2 separate regions of the Homo sapiens genome follow, and region 2 is linked to region 1. Evidence: chromatin loops called from intact Hi-C (ENCODE). Cell type or tissue: heart left ventricle. All regions are shown on one strand. Links, peaks and the distances in the headings refer to the core of each region. The heading gives the core; the rest is flanking DNA. Region 1 has its middle 120 kb from the start of RALGAPA2. Region 2 has its middle 73 kb from the start of RALGAPA2.

Evidence for each region. Peaks named below come from ENCODE experiments on the same cell type or tissue, not always from the same donor. Only the 100,000 strongest peaks of a DNase experiment are listed, where the experiment ranks them.
Region 2: it touches region 1 in a loop (6-fold over the local background); 5 of 110 quality-filtered maps call a loop at or near these places.

Annotation. Positions count from the first base shown.
Region 1 is chr20:20,833,372-20,841,709 of GRCh38, reverse strand. No RefSeq gene overlaps it. Among named protein-coding and RNA genes, the nearest start is that of RALGAPA2, 120 kb to the right of the region's middle. In heart left ventricle, for the core only: a CTCF peak has its summit at 4,051 (motif pointing left); a DNase peak (open chromatin) is centred at 4,033; H3K4me3 peaks cover 342 bases; H3K27me3 peaks cover 4,179 bases.
Region 2 is chr20:20,781,949-20,790,286 of GRCh38, reverse strand. No RefSeq gene overlaps it. Among named protein-coding and RNA genes, the nearest start is that of RALGAPA2, 73 kb to the right of the region's middle. In heart left ventricle, for the core only: no CTCF peak of the experiment used is centred there; a DNase peak (open chromatin) is centred at 3,686.

The DNA.
Region 1 (8,338 bases), core at 197-8,196:
TACAGATGAAGCTGACCTTGCTCTCCTGCCACTCACCTCCTGCTATGCAGCCTGGTTCCTAACAGGCCACTGACCAGTAACCCTGATACCAGGGATTGAGGACCCCTGACACAGGGACTTTTGTTAGTCTAACTAGTACTGAAGGGGCGTTAGGGCCAAGATCTGACGGGTAACTTAAGACAGAAGTTAGGTTATTAAGACAGTTTATTATACCCACCTCCCATAGGGTGTGGTCTGGGACCTAAAGCAGAACTGAATGTTTTGGGCTTGGGGGTGGGTTGAGAATTAGATTCATTTAAGAAGCTTAAGACAGGGCTTCTAACAAGGGTTGTTAACAAGGAGTTGTCTACTGGAAATTTCCAAGCAAGAGTGCATTTCCCAAGAGGATGCAATGATGTAAGGATCACTAGACCACAAAAACAGAATTGTGGCCTTATGTTGCACATTCTTTGATCCTGAGAGCTCCCAGATAATTAAAGATGCTATTAAGGGCAAGAAAAATATTTTCATTATCTCATTTGCATATGAATATAATTGTGCCAATTAAATTTCAGCTGTAGCTAGTGGTATGGGGCAGCCTGCCTATCCATTCACTGGAGCTATTTCCAGTAGCAAGGCTGTAGATGAAGAAATCTCCCACTAGAACTGTAGTTCAGCCTTTTTCTGGTTTTGCTGCTCAACAAATCACACTTAGCTTGTGGCTTAAAAAAAATAACCATTTATTTAACCTACTGTTCTCCAGACTGGCAATTTGGCTCAACTGGGTAGTTCCCAGGGTCTCAGCTAGACTTGCTCAGTCATCTGCACTCAGTTGACCATCAGCTGGATGGCGCTGGTGACCAGGGCAACAGGGGTACCTGGGCCACATGTCCCTTGTTCTCCAGAAGGCCACCCCAAGCTTATTCACATGATGGTTGTATAGGGTTTTAAGAGGGATAGAAGAGGCATGCATGACCGCTTGAGACCTAGGCTCAGCATACCATTGCTTCCTCCACATTCTCTTGACCACAGCAAGTCACAAGATCAGGCAGATTCAAGGGTGGGGAAGTAGATTCTACCTTTCAATGGGAGGAGCAGCAAAGTTACATTGAAACAGGCAGGGATACAGGGAAAGGAATAATTGCAACCATTTTTGCAAGCAATTTACCAGAGCCTCAACCCATAGCAATCTTTGTCCTTTAAAAGATAGGATAGGTCAGGTGTGGTGGCTCACGCCTGTAATCCCAGCACTTTGTGAGGCCAAGATAGGTGAATCACTTGAGGTCAGGAGTTCGAGACCAGCCTGGACAACATGGTGAAACTTTATCTGTACCAAAAAATAAAAAAATTAACTGGGTGTGGTGCCTGTGGTCCCAGATACTTGGAAGGCTGCGGTGGGAGAATTGCTTGAACCTGGTGGGAAGGTGTTGCACTGAGTTGAGATCGTGCCACTGCACTCCAGTCTGGGTGATAGAGTGAGACCCTATCTAAAAAAAAAAAAAGAAAAAAAAAAAAGGACAGAACCTAACCCAAATTCTGGTTCAGACTCTGGCCCTTGCTCCTTAGTTCATTTGTATTGCTTTAAAGGAATACCTGAGGCAGGCTGAGTAATTTATAAAGAAAAGAGATTTATTTGGCACATGGTTCTGCAGGCTGTGCAAGAAGCATGGAGCCAACATCTGCTTCTGGTGAGGGCCCCAAGCTGCTTCCACTCATGTTAAAAGGTGAAAGGGAGTCAGTATGCAGAGATCACAGGCAGAGAGGAAGTAATAGACAGAGGAGGAGGTGCCAGGCTCTTTCTAACAACCAGCTCTCATGGGAACTAATAGAGTGAGAACTCACTCACTTGGTTCCAGATAGGACATTAATTCATGAGGGATCTGCTGCCATGACCCAAATGCCTCCCACTAAGCTCCACCTCCAACATTGGATCAAATGTCAACATGAGGTTTGGGGGGAACAAGCATCCAAACTATAGCAGCTCCCAACCCACAATGAGGAGTTCTACCTCAATCCCCAAAGCCCCCACTCCCATCTCCCCCTGTCTTCCTGGAGCTGACTTAGTTGGAACCTTCTGGACCAACTAATAACCTGTGTCATCCCTGTCCTATCATCATGACATTCAGTGGGTCATGGCCCTGTGTAGGAGAATGTCCAGCTCTCTCCAGATCTCACACCAAGGCAGGAGGAAACCACTGCCTGGAGGCCTTGTCCCCCAATGCCACACTAGTGTCAGCAGCAGAGGACCAATGCTCGGGTCCCCACCTCCCAGCCCAGTGTCCTGTGCTGTTAACATTTCTTGCCTGCAAGTGAGAGAATATGGAAAGGGTCTGCCCATCCCAAGCTCTATCTGTGCATCCAGGAAATGTTTTCAAGAGAAAAGTTAGGAGTTGTGATGGTTGATTTTATGTGTCAATTTGGCTGGGCCGTGGTACCTAGGTATTTGGTTAAACACTATTCTAGACATTTCTGTGAAAGTGTTTTTAAACTCAATTAACATTTAGATCAGTGGCCTTTGAGTAACAAAGATTACCCTCCAAAATGTGGGTGGGCTTTATCCAATCAGTTAAAGGACTTAAGAAAAAAAGACTGGTTCTCCAACCAGGAAGGATTCAGCCAGCAGACAGTCTTTGACTCTTCCCTGGGTCTCCAGCTTGGTGACCTACCCTGAAGATGTTAAGCCAATTCCTTAAAATAAATCTCTCTGTATACATGCATCCTATTCTGTTTGTTTTTTTTTTTTTTTCAATCTGGAGAATCTGACTAATCCAGGGGCGGAGACAGTCTGTAGAAAAGCAAGCTCTATCATTTACTCAAGATTATGAGCTAAACAAGTTTAACAACAGTATCTGAAAACTGTAACATTTATAGTACCCTGGGTTAAATACTACTTGTTTTCAGTGGGTTAATGGGAGAAAGAAACAGAAAATGGACCTAAGAGAGGAAGAAGAGAGGAGACAATTTGTACTTTGTATTTTCATATATATTATTCCCAGTTAAAGTGAATTGAAGCTAAGGGACAATAATTAACATTGATAGTCTGGATGATATGATATGTCCAACTTATCATTTCACTTTTATTTCCATTATATGTTTATGCCTTTCTACCAGAATGGCTGTTAAAATGGGATTCTTATGACATTTCCTGAAAGGACTCAATAGTCTTTTACTTACATCTCTCTCTTTTTTTTTTTTTTTTTTTTTTTTAAGATGGAGTCTTGCTCTGTCGCGCAGTCTGGAGTGCAGTGGCACCATCTTAGCTCACTGCAACCTCTGCCTCCTGGGTTCAAGTGATTCTCCTGCCTCAGCCTCCTGAGTACCCGGGATTACAGGCATGCGCCACCACGCCCAGCTAATTTTTGTATTTTTGTAGAGATGTGGTCTCGCGATGTTGGCCAGGCTGGTCTCTAACTCCTGACCTCAGGTGATCCGCCCGTGTCAGCCTCCCAAAGTGCTGGGATTACAGGCATGAGCCACCAAGCCTGGCCTTTTACTTACATCTAAGTAGCCATTTTGCCAAGGACAGGGAGTCAAAGATGAATGTGTTTTTAAAAATCATATGACCCTCATTTTAATTTAAACCATCTAGAAACCAAGATTTCAAGATGAACATAAAAAAATTAATGTAAACTGCCTTTAAATTGAAGATTTTTCCCCCCACTGGGTTACAATAAAGTTCCCATAAGTCTCTGGAGTATAGCAAAAAAACAGCGAGGTTGTCAGCGAGGGGGAGAACTAGAAACTAGAATGAGCTGGTTGAGTCCTCATGAGCCATCGAAGTCCAAAGTTTAGGAATTCAGAGGCCATCGGGGTGACTGCAGTCTCTCACCCCGTGCGCAATGCAGGACGACCACGCTGCTCCGCTGGGCGGCTCTTTCTAAACCTAAGAACCCAGCATACGACGTGGCTCTCTTGATTCCCTTATCAGAAGTCCTTCTGCATGGACAACTGAAAGGCCTTTAAATTCAAAAGCTCTTCAAGGTTAGTAAGTAAACCTGGCCTGTCTTACCCCAAAAGCCCGATCGCTGCGAAGGGGAGATTTTTATTTTCTGGTCCACACCGCCATCTGCTGGCCTCGCCATCTCTAAGTGAAGCACTCGCTGTATTTTCTTCCAGGAAATCCAGTAGATCGTTTAGACTTCATTCTAAAATCCATGTATATTGAAGTGTTGCTTCACGTGTGAAAGTAGCACTTCTCAATATTTACAATAAGAGTAAGAAAAGCACTTGATAAACCAGTTCATTGGACACAAGTTACTTGCGTTGATTGTGAATATGAAACGAAGTAACAGTTAAGGAGCTAAACATAACTAGGTACCTCTGGGCAGCCGGAGTCTCATTTGGATAATTAGTACCTACACTTGTCAGCCGTCTGATTGCCCAGTAATTATAGTTTAAGTTAAACAGGTAAATCTGATGGGTACGTATTTGTTTGTGGACAGGGTTAACAGCCCCGTTGATGAAGCATCCCTGCATCATCCTTCAGGAGCGCCATGGTAATTAATGGGCTCTTATGCGGTTTTTTAAATATGCAAATAAATATTTAACACGAAAATGTCCCTAGATGACAGACAACAGGTTCATGAGAAACAGCGATTTATCATTAGCATGGACTGCTTCAGGGACATTGGTGAATACAGGTAGTCAGGGAACTATCAACGTGTGTTTGAAAAGCCATTCCAGAGGGTTGCAGAACCGGGTGGCTCACTTAGCTGCTATATACATAGCTTGCAAAGCCCTTCAAAGGTTAATCATTCTTATCCTCCCCTTTTAGCCTCAATTGTCCTCTTTTGTCATGACCTCTTTATAAATAAAGGAAAGGAAAATAAGGAAAGATGGGGAGACAGAAGAGGAGAGAAAAGGAAAACGAGAAAACCACACTTAAAGTCCCTGTGGGTAACTGTTGTACAGTTGCATGCATTTAGGTAAAACCCCTAACCAGCTTAATAATCTATTCTGAGACAAACAGGGCAGCTTGGAGAACCCTGCATTTGCTCTTCTAAGAAAAAGAGGCCGGGCGCGGTGGCTCACGCCTGTAATCCCAGCACTTTGGGAGGCCGAGGTGGTCGGATCACGAGGTCAAGAGATCAAGACCATCCTGGCAAACATGGTGAAACCCTGTCTCTACTAAAAATACAAAAATTAGCTGGGCATGGTGGTGCACACCTGTAGTCCCAGCTACTCAGGAGGCTGAGGCGGGAGAATCACTTGAACCCAGGAGGCAGAGGTTGCAGTGAGCCAAGATCACACCACTGCACTCCAGCTTGGCGACAGAGCAAGACTCCGTCTCAAAGAAAAAGAAAAGAAAAGAAGAGAAAAGAAAAGAAATTATCAGTGAACTCATAGCTTCCCATATTCTCTAGCAAACAAAGAACATGTGGGGGATAAAAAGAGGTTTAATGGAGTAAGCACGGCACACTGTCAAATGATCAGCAATCAGATCTTAAGGACAACTCATTCTTCATCAGCTGCACCTAACTCTCTGGGCCCCAGTGATGTGATTGCTAATGGAATAATGCCTATGCAACCCAGCCAAATGAACCCAGAGCCTTCCCCTCTGGCACTAAGATAGGCCACCGTTGGTTTCCGAAATAAGCATGACATCAGCAGTGGCCACCTCCTGCAGTCCAAACCTCAGAGCTCCTTTGGGGAGGAGGCGAGGCGTGCAGGAGAGCCGTGTGGCTCCAGGATGCTAGATTTCACTCCTGGCTCTGGCTCTGAGTAACATGTGACTTACGACCAGTCGTGTGTGCCAATCAGTTGGAATTATTCCTCTGCTCTCTGCTCTTCAACAGAAATAATGAAGTTGCCTTGGTAGATTCACCAACTTTTAAATGTTTGGAGCTTATCAAGAGAGTCATTTTTAACACTTTTTCTTCCCCTGAAAATACAAGAAATGCGTGGCCGTCGAAAAATAAACAAGCAAAGAGAAAAGGAAAAGAAGCAGGAAAAAAAAAAAGTGGACATAAGACGACTCCTCCAGGGACAGCCTCATCCCTCTTCCCTCCTCGCCATGTGGCTTTCAGAAAGAGCAGCCTCTGGCTCTTGGTTTGCTTGCCTTCCCTTCACACTGCAGCCCTCCTATCTTCTGCGCCCTATGTTGGTACAGCTCAATCCAATGCACATTTTGCAAGCCTTGATTATGACTTTCCAGCAGTATCTCCCCTCGGCTGCCGAGGGCCAAGGCCCCTGCTTTCCTCTTGCTTCTCCGGCCACCTCTCCACCCTTTAGAAGTCTCCTCCTTCTCTTCATGGCCATAATCTGGTGGGTACTTTTCTTTCCACTTGATGCTCTTTCCCTATGTCCGAGGGTCTAACCCTGTCTGTAATGAGAATCACCTGAGGGCTGTTATCATCTACTTATACTTGGGCCCCGCTCCAGGCCAGGCAAGTCAGAATCTCTGAAGAAGGGATCCGGGGAAATTCAATATCTTTTTAAAGCTCCCCAGTCAACTCTTACATTCAGGCAGCATGAACTAACCCTCCAGGAACAGTTTCTCAAACGGGACTGCACAGGTGGAACCCGCTGGGGAGTTTTAAAAGCTTCTGATGGCTGGATCCAGAATATCCAGGTCTGAGGGGTGTCCTGAGATGAGGGACTTTCAGTGCTAAAACTAGGAAAGTCCCAGGCAGACCTGGACAAATGGGGATGAGTTGGTTGCCCTCCCCAGAGATTTTGACGTAATGGTACTGGATGGGCACTGGGAATTTGTTAATTTAATTTTATTTTGTTTTAGTTTGTTTTATTCATTTATTTTTGAGACCGAGTCTCGCTCTGTCACCCAGCCTGGAGTGCAGTGGTGCAATCTCGGCTCACTGCAACCTCCACCTCCTGGGTTCAAATGATTCCCCCACCTCAGCCTCCTGAGTAGCTGGGATTACAGGCACCCGCTATCATGCCCGGCTAATTTTTGTATTTTTGTAAAGACGGGGTTTCACCAGGTTGGCCAGGCTGGCCTTGAACTCCTGACCTCAGGTGGTCTGCCTGCCTCAGCCTCCCAAAGTGCTGAGATTACAGGCATGAGCCACCGTGCCTGGCTTTATTTTTATTTTTATGTTAATTTATTTATAGACACAGTCTTGCTCTGTCACCCAGGCTGGAGTACAGTGGTGTGATCATGGCTCACTGCAGCCTCGAGCTCATGAGATCCTCTGCAATTCAGCCTGCCAAGTTGCTGGGACTATAGGCATGTGCCACCACACCCAGCTGATTTTGTCATTGGGATTTTAGAAGCTCCCCAGGTAATTCTAGTGTGAAGCAAAGTTTGAGACTCGCTGCCTGCAGTCAGTGATTTTCAAGCTTTCCTGTGCATGCAAATGCCCTGAAGGGTGTGTTAACAGGGTCTGCAGGCCTCATCCCCAGAGTTTCTGACTCAGTAGGTCTTGGACAGGATGGGGCCAGAGATTCTGCACCTCAAACAACTTTCCAGGTAATGCTGTGCTGCTGGTAGTCCAGAGACCTACTTGGGGAGTCTCCTCCCCATCTTCAGCTCAAGTTACCATCCTACAGTAACAAATGCAAAATGTGTGTCTACTCTGGCCCCTCCTTTGCTCTGTACATCTGTAGAACCAGCAGTGCATTTGATTCTCCATTGGAATGTTTTAAAGGCATCTCAAATTCAAAATGACAAAATGGAATTCACGATCATCTTCTCCAAGCCTGATTTCTTCTAATGGTCTTTATGTGTTGTAGCACAGAAACTTGATGTCATCTTTTATAGAAATCTCCCTCTGCCCACCCCCAGGTTCAAGTCATCGTGAACTTTCGTTGATTTGACTGCTTCGGGGTGTCTTGGACCTACCCATTGTTCTCCCTCACTACCCAAGACTTCCTTGTCTAAGCGCCGTGAGGCCTCCTTGATGGGCGGTGTGGTGTCTCCCAGCGCATCTCCCCTCTTCCTGCTGGCCCGTCTACCCATCTACTCCATTGTCCATGATATTTTTTCAATATTCGGATCCAATCGCCCCTCCCCCTGCTCAAACTCTTCAGCAGTTTTTCATGCCTGCCCAGACTCTGCCTATCCTAGGCCTCCTCTCCTATTCCTGTCTCAGTAAGACATGGCGATGGACACCAGCAAAGGTGTCCAGCCAGCCCCAGCATGGCCTTTGTCATCATTATATGTCTATGGTCAATGAGCTCAGATCCCAGCAGGGGATTGTAAAGGACATAGTCGGGGCCACACCACTCAAGAGCAGGAAAGCTGGGATCATGGCATGGCTCTCCTGCAGTGCCTGGTGCTCCCCACTGCACCACACTGCCTTCCTGCGCCTGTCACGTCCCAGCGTGTCAGACCCGGAACTGAATCTTCACGCAGGTCCCCATGACTGTGTTAGCGTGTGTCTTGGTTTGTGTTCTCTAG
Region 2 (8,338 bases), core at 80-8,079, 51 kb after region 1:
TTATTTGCTTATTTGTTGTTTTTGTTTGTTTGTTTTGTTTTGTTTTGTTTTTGAGGTGGAGTCTCACTCTGTCACCCAGGCTGGAGTGCAGTGGCGCCATCTCAGCTCATTGCAACCTCTGCCTCACGGGTTCAAGCAATTCTCCTGCCTCAGCCTCCTGAGTAGCTGGGATTACAGGCATGCGCCACCACACCCAGCTAATTTTTGTATTTTTAGTAGAGATGGGGTTTCACCATGTTGGCCAGGCTGGTCTTGAACTCCTGACCTCAGGTGATCCACCTGCCTCGGCCTCACAAAGTGCTGGGATTACAGGTGTGAGCCACCGCATCCAGCCTGCCTTTTGTTTTTTTAAGAATAGTTTCTAATTTACAGAAAAATTGAGAAGATGATAAAGAGTTACCCTATAGCCTCCCACACACAGATTTTCCTATTACTAACATCTTACGTTAGTGTGGTACAGAGACTGCAATTAATGAACCAATATTGACACATTAGTATTAAGCAAAGCCCATAGTCTATTCAGGTTTTCTTAGTTTTCTACCTAATGTCTTTTTATCTGTATTAGAATGTTGCCAGGATCTTGCATTACGTTTGACTGTCATATCTCTTTACACTCCTCTGGACTGCAAGTTTTTCAGACCTTCTTCGTTTTTGATGACTTAGACAGTCTTGAGAAGTACGGGCCAGGTGTATTGTAGGATGTCCCTCTGTTGGGATGTCTCTGATGTTTTTCTCATGACAAATTGGGATCCTGGATTTTAGGGAGGAAGACCACAAGAGATAAAGTGCTTCATCACTTCATATCAAGGGTACACATGATCAATGTGATTACGGCTGTTGATGTTGACATTGATCACCTGGCTAAGGTCGTAGTTCTCAGGTTTCTCCACTGTACATTACCCTTTTATTTCCCTGTCTCATGCTGTGCCCTTTGGAAGGAAGCCACCATGTGTGATCCACGCTTAAGGAACGGGAAGTTGTTCTCTATCTCCTTTTGGCTGGACTCTACATAATTTACTTGAAATTCTGCATGGAGATTTGTCTCTTCTCTCCCATTAATTAATTTATGCATCATTTATTTGTATCAGTATGGATTTCTAGATGTTTATTTTCAACTTTACCTTTGCAACTTTGACTTTATTTGATGCGATTGTATTTATTTCGTTGCCCAAATTGTTCCAGCTCTGGCAATTGGGAGCTCTTTAAGTTGGCTTCTGTGTTCTTTTGACATGCCCCCATCAATGTGTGTTAATTTTTTTATCACTGCCTTATTTTCGGGTACTATAAGTTGTTTCAGGCTTATCTTATATATCTCCTACCCCAGTTCTAGAATGAGACATTTTCCCGAGGAACCATGGTTTATTTTTTTGGAGAATGGTATGTAAATCCAAGATCTGAGCTTGTTGCTTGTGGTTACTGAGATGCCATTGATTTTAGGACCTCTCAGGTGACAGAACAAAGAAATATACAGTCACATATTACACAATGTTTTAGTCAACGGCAGACCACGTATACAACAGTGGTACCATAAGATTAAAATACCGTATTTTTACTGTAACTTATTTATATTTAGATGCATTTCAATACATCTAAATATAGACATATTTAGATATATCCCACTGTGTTACAATTGCCTACAGCATTCGGGTGCTGTACAGGTGTGTAGCGTAGGAGCAATAGACTGTACCATGTAGCCTAGGTGTGTAGCAGACCATACCATCTAGGTCTGTGTAAGCACACCCTATGATGTTCACACTACACAGTTGCCTAACAATGATTTATCAGGACATGTCCCAGTTGTTAAGCGATGCCTGACTCTATGTGCATATGTGCATATTCATAAATATGCTCATATGGAATCATCTGTATTTATATTGAGTTAAACATGAGTTGTTATTGATAGCTCCCACTCTAATCCACTACTACATGGGTCATTCGAGTCTCCTCTCCTTGCTCAGTGTAAATTCCTGCTCCAAGAGTAAAAAACCTGGTTTCCATCTTTGCTATTCTTAACTGCTTAGTTACAAGCACATGTATCATATCTGGTTTGTTAGCCCATCCTCTGTGAGAAACAATTTCCTCCGAGTACAGTACTTATGTGCAGTCCTTTTGCCTTTAGTCCTACACATTCCATTTATTTCCAAAGTTCCTTAGGTCAACACCTATTCCCCTACCTCCTTCAGTGAAGTTATTTCATACATTTAATAATACAGGTAGATTATCTTGTCACAGTCTTCATTTTTTCTCTGGATCGCACTAATTTGATTTTGATTTAAAATTTTGAAGCAATTTTTCTATGCCCAAGGAGTCTCCCTGTCAGAGTCTATCAAGTGGGGAACTTGAGTAGCAAAATCATTTTCACTAGTAGTCTCTGGCTACAGAAAAAAGTTGCCAGCAAGTATCTGAGGATTTAGATGGTGTAAGTTACCATGACAGTGCGTGTGTGCACGCCTGTGTGTGGGTATGTGTGGTTTAAGTGAGTTTGACACACGCAACATCTTCAGAACAGATCATAGCACATAGAAAATGCTTCATAAATGCTCCTGTTATTATTACCACCACCAACTTTTCAGCAGAAAAGCACAGTGGCATAAACATTTAAAAAATCACTCTGGAAGCTGAAGACAGTGAGACTAGTAGTAGGGTCACTGGAGAAGCCTGGATGAGGGATGGGGACAGCATGGGGGCAGGCATAGAGAAAGGGAAAAGTTGAGTTGCCAATGGAGATGACGGGGTATGAGATGGAAGAGTCAAAGATAATACCTTGTTTTTGTCTTGAACAATCAGACACCAAGAATGGCGGGGAGGAAGGCTTTGGTTTGGTTAATCCTGAAAGCAGAGCCTGCGACAAGGACTTGGATGCAGGACGTTCATTTGGAAGGAGATCCCAGGGAGCTGGAGTGAGGGATAGAAAGATGGAAGGCAAAAAGCCAATAAAAGATGTGTCATCACTGTGGACAACTAGGCTCAGTCTCACCTGGGGCCCTCAGGGGAACTGTGTGGAACATGCCTCAGAGATGCCCCTCTGAAAGATGGGAGACTAGGATGCTTACCGACCAGCTCCCACTCCCTTGGCAGAAGATGTCCCTGGAGCATTAACTCTCCTTCCTCCCTGCCTTTCCTGCCCTCACTTCAGGCAGTATGGGCTTCCCTGGCTTGGGAGAAAGCCCCATGGCAGAAAAGTGAAGAGCTGCTGTGGTGGCAGAAGTGGGACACTCTTGGTGTAGAACCATCTGCCACAGCTGCAGGAAAACCAGAGCCTGGTGGAGGAGGAGTCCAAAAGATGTTTGCTACACGGAGAAAGATCAGGTTTCCAAGGGTGGGGTGGAGGACAAATTAGGCCTTTCCATTTTCAATTCAATGACTATTTATTGAGTATAAACAGGGTATTCCGTCTGGGTGCATGGGAAGTAGACTTGGAGCAGACTCCAAAGGGAGTAAAGATGTGATTCCTTCTCTCAAGAATTTTACAACTAATAATATAATATAATTAATGGAATATAATACAAAGAGCACTGGCTTTGAAGTCACACACATCAGGTTTCAGTCCACCATTTTCTTCCTAGGCAAACTTAGGACATATTTTTAACCTTTTTGAGAGCATTTCCTCTTTTATAAAATGAGATAACACTAGTTCCTCTTGCAGAAGTTTGTGCTGAGTAGCACATGAAGTAATGCACAGAAGGGGCTGGCACAGGGCCTGGCATAGGGAAGCATCAGGAACCATCAGTTGCTATTGTCGTTGCTGTTGTTAAAATCAGAGATAAGCAATTTGCCACAATCATTATTCAGAAAAAAAAAAGATTTTCTTTCATAAAAAGGCAAAAATCTTCTCTCTCGCCCCCATCCTAGTTACTTCCAGATGCAGAATTTTGAGGAAGAAATACAAAAGTAGGCCTAATATCTGATTATCTAATACATTCTTTATGTCTAGAGAATGACTATTTTTACACAAAAATCACTGAGGAATAATTCATACACATTCAGTCTTGTCCCTTTCTAACTTCAGAATTTAGCTATTATAGCATTAGAATCTCCCGCTCATATCAGGAGGTGGACTATAGAACAATCTTTTCACAAGAACTCTAAGCCATACCATCATTGTTTAATTGCCTACTATCCTAATAGCTTATCTCTATCATTTTTAGTCTTTCTTCTGTAGACTGAAATCAGTGGCTCTCAATTTGAAGAGCGTGTGTTTGTGTGTGTGTATGTTTGTGTGTGGAAGAGAGAGAGAAGAAGGAGGGGGGTTGTATCAGTTATCTACTATCATGATAATGCTGTGTAACAAACTACCATAAAACTTAGTGCCTTAAAACAAAAAGCATTTGTTTAGCTTATGTGTCTGCATGTCAGTGATTCAGGCTCTGGTAGGCTGGGCAGCTCTGATGTCAGCAGGGCCCACGAACATGTGGGACGCAGTTGGCTGTTGGCTGATCAGGATGGGCATGGACTTGGCTGGGATGCCCGGGGCAGCTGGACTCAGCTTCCCAGGCCTCCTCCTACAGCAGACCAGCTCCAGCCTCCTCGTATGGTGAAGGTAGAGGAGCAGGAGAGAGAGCAAATGGATAAGTGTTAACACACACCTCTGTGCACATCACATCTCTGACATCCCTTGGCCAAAGCCAAATCAAAGGCTGAGGAAAGAGACTTGCCTCTTTAGTGAAAGGACTGAAAAGTCACACCACAGATGGCCTGAATACAGGGAGGGGTGGAGAATGGAAGCTACTCACGCCATCTCTCATGGGGTAGGTATCAGAGCTACCTTGGGAACGTTTTCTAACTCCTCACACACATCCTCCATCTGTGATAGGGACTCTGATACACTCTGGTTCCCCCACACTGCACCTTGCTGTGGGAAAACCACTTCCTCACAGGCCCTACATGAACAAGGGCTCCTGACTGGTTGGAGGAATAGCACAGCACACAGTTTCAATGCAGCACAGCAAGGGAGACAACAGAGAAAAGCAAAGCACTGCCATGGGCTGGGAGATTCAGAGGTAAAACCTTTTATTTATTCATCTATCTGTTCTTCTACTTCAAAATGTAATTGAAAAATGAACTCCAGTTTCTTCAACAGATATAGCAGAAGAAAATAAAAAGAGATGCGGGGAAAACTATAGATTAAAAGAGACTTAAGCAACACCTGACACAGCAACCTCATCATAGTGTGGATCTTACTGGGATTCAAACAAACTGAAAAAAATTATGTTGTTTATAAGACAATTGGAAACATAAATGACAATATTAAGAAATTACTGTTAATTTTTTCAGTCTAATAATATGATAGTGTGGCTATATTTAAAACAGTGCTGGCCAGGTGCTGTGGCTGACGCTCATAATCCCAACATTTTGGGAGGCTGAGGTGGGCAGATCACTTGAGGCCAGGAGTTTGAGACCAGCCTGGCCAATATGGAGAAACCCCATCTCTACTAAAAATGCAAAAATTAGCTGGGTATGGTGGCGGGCGCCTGTAATCCCAGCTACTCAGGAGACTGACACACAAGAATCGCTTGAACCCAGGAGGTGGAGGCTGCAGTGAGCTGAGGTCATGCCACTGCACTCCAGCCTGGGCAACAGAGCAAGACTCTGTCTCAAAAAATAAAATAAAATAAAATAAAATAATAAAATAAAATAAAATAAAATAATAAAATAGTGCTATTTTAGAGCAATATACCAAAACATTTGTGAACGACATGATATAATGTTTAAGATTTACATCAAAATAATATGGGAGTGGGTTTGGATGGAGCAGAACTGGCCATGGGTTGATGGTTGTTGGGGCTGATGATGAGCAGATGGGGACATGGGGTCCTGTACACTTTTCTGTTGGCTTTTACAAATTTTTCAAATTTTTCAGATTTTCCACAATAGAAAGTTAAATAAATAAGCTCATCTTCCTTAGAAAGATTGACAGGATTAGCCCATCCGATTCTGATGATTTCCAGGACCCCCCCGCATCACATGCACATACACACACACACACACACACAAACATACACACACTTACAGTTCAGTCCATACTTAACCAACATTGTGCACTGGTTTGGTGCTTTGCTGTTATTGTATTTTCTCTCTTATTGGCCTGATAGCCAATGATTCCATCTGTACAAAAGCAATCTGTGCCCCTGGATCCCTTCTGGCCCCATAAGAACTATGAAGCTGCTCCATCCCCCTTCTCTCCAGGGTCCCCTTGGGTGGTCCCTACCCCTATGCACCAACTCCTGCCATTCACAATCTTGTCAGGAATCCTGATGACTGTTCTGTATTCTCTCTTAGTGATGGAGAGCCACTGGCTCTTTCAAACATGAAAAAACATGAAGTTTAAAAAAAAAGCCCACCCATAACTCCCCAAACAGCTCCCCGGGGATAAAAGCATTCCTTTGCAAATTATTATCTCAAGCTTAAATCCCTGGACCATTTCATGTTCAAAAAATGCTAATGGTTTTCTAACTTTTATCAAGAAAGTCTTGGATACTGATATAACCTAGTCTTTTAGCTGCCGAGGTGGTCATCATATTCTTAGCTGGAATTGGATGTAATAAGAATAAGCAGGCAGTTGCAGCCCAGCTCCAGAATGAACGAAGCCCCAGGCTGATGCTGCATGGTAACTAATGTTGACAATCTTAACACTTCAATTCCCTTCAGAGACTTTGATATGAATGTTCCAGAACAACAGTTCTGTCCAATCTGCTGATCCCACAGACGCAGGAAATGACAAAACACCCTGTCCTGCAAGAAGACCCCGTTGCCTACACGAGGTTTCTGACAAATGCTTTTTCCTGACAAACACGTGAGCTCAGCTTTGCAGAGGATGAGAAATCAGAGGCTAAAAACTGAGGATGGTCTCACGTGGAGCCCAGTCTATAAGTGGAGGATCATAGTGCATGGAGACTGAAGGGTATGGGGAGGGACCATAGGTAGCTTTTAAGCCTATAATCTTCTTACTCTTGTCCAGATGGCTTAGCTGTGTATGTCTTCAACAACGGCTTGACATGGTTAGTAAAGTACTGGACTTAAGGCTCTGGGAATACAAATACAGCTGTCTTTAGGATGCAGCCAGGTAATGCCTGGGTACAAACTGGACAGAGCAATATATGTCATATTAAGCAGGCATGATGGCCTTTGCTTCTAAAAGAAACATGCATTTGCCTATTTTTCTTGAAACACATGGGTTTCTGTATCATTTTCCCTCTTGGTGGGGGCATGTGGGTGTAAACTTTATTTCCCTCTTCCCTGTAAGTAAAATAACATAGCAAGTGGGTTGATAATTGGCAACTTATATTCAGCCCAGTCACAGGAAGGGGTAGGGTGGGGTGGGGATCAGGTATGCTGGGAGGGTGTGGCCACTGCTCAGCTCACTGGGGTTAGTGCCTCATGGAACCCAGCATTGCCAGGTCTTCCCGTTGCTGAAGGAAAATCAGAAATGTAGATACTTGCAAAAAATCTAATTTTTAAAGTTTGGTAACTTATTCAGATCTATACACATTTTTAAATATATTGCAGGACAAGCTAACAAAACCTGTCTGTGGGTGAGCTCTGGCCCTCAAGACCATGTGTTTGCAGCCTCTGCATAAACTAACTGGAAAAGAGTTAACCCTTGAACTTTCTTTCCTCATAAAAATGTCGCTCTTTGGCAATAACACTTTCCCAAATCTTTTTTGTGTTCTGTTTGACTTACGAGGCATAAATAAAAAGTACATCCTGCCATGTGAACTTCTACCTCCTCCACACGGTAGAAACACTTTCCTGTTTCATCGTTGGATGCTATGGTTTTTGAATCCTTTTTCTTTAAGAACTTGCCTTTATCTCATTCCTTTGGGCCAGAAGCCTACTTTGCTGAGAAAACTTGGCAGGTTATATTAGGAAAGTGCGGAGCCTAGCAAATTCCCCTATCAGCTGCTCTGAAACCCATGACCCCACAGAGCGGAGCCTGTGCTCTGCTATTTCTGCCTGCCCTCGGGAGGACGTTTTATCAAAAAACACATGAGGCACTTCTGGCCTGTATGCCCAAGACAAGTTTATGAGCACCGATTTAAATGGGCATAGGGAATACCTCTTGGTAATAATTGTCTTATTTTATTGTTACCTTGATTGCCAGAACAACAACAAAAAAGGTTTTTATGACTAGTAAAAGGAAAGGGGTTAGCCACTTCTTTCCTCTCCCACTAGGCCAAGAATTCACTTCTCACCCCTTCTCCCTGCTTTCTATTTGTAATTAGGCCATAGATGCTATAATCCAACGGGCTTTATAATTTTACCTCCTGGGAACAGCTACTCAGTTGGGTCATCCTCAGGTAACAGGGGTTTATGCCAAGAAAAGATGAGGAACAAAAGC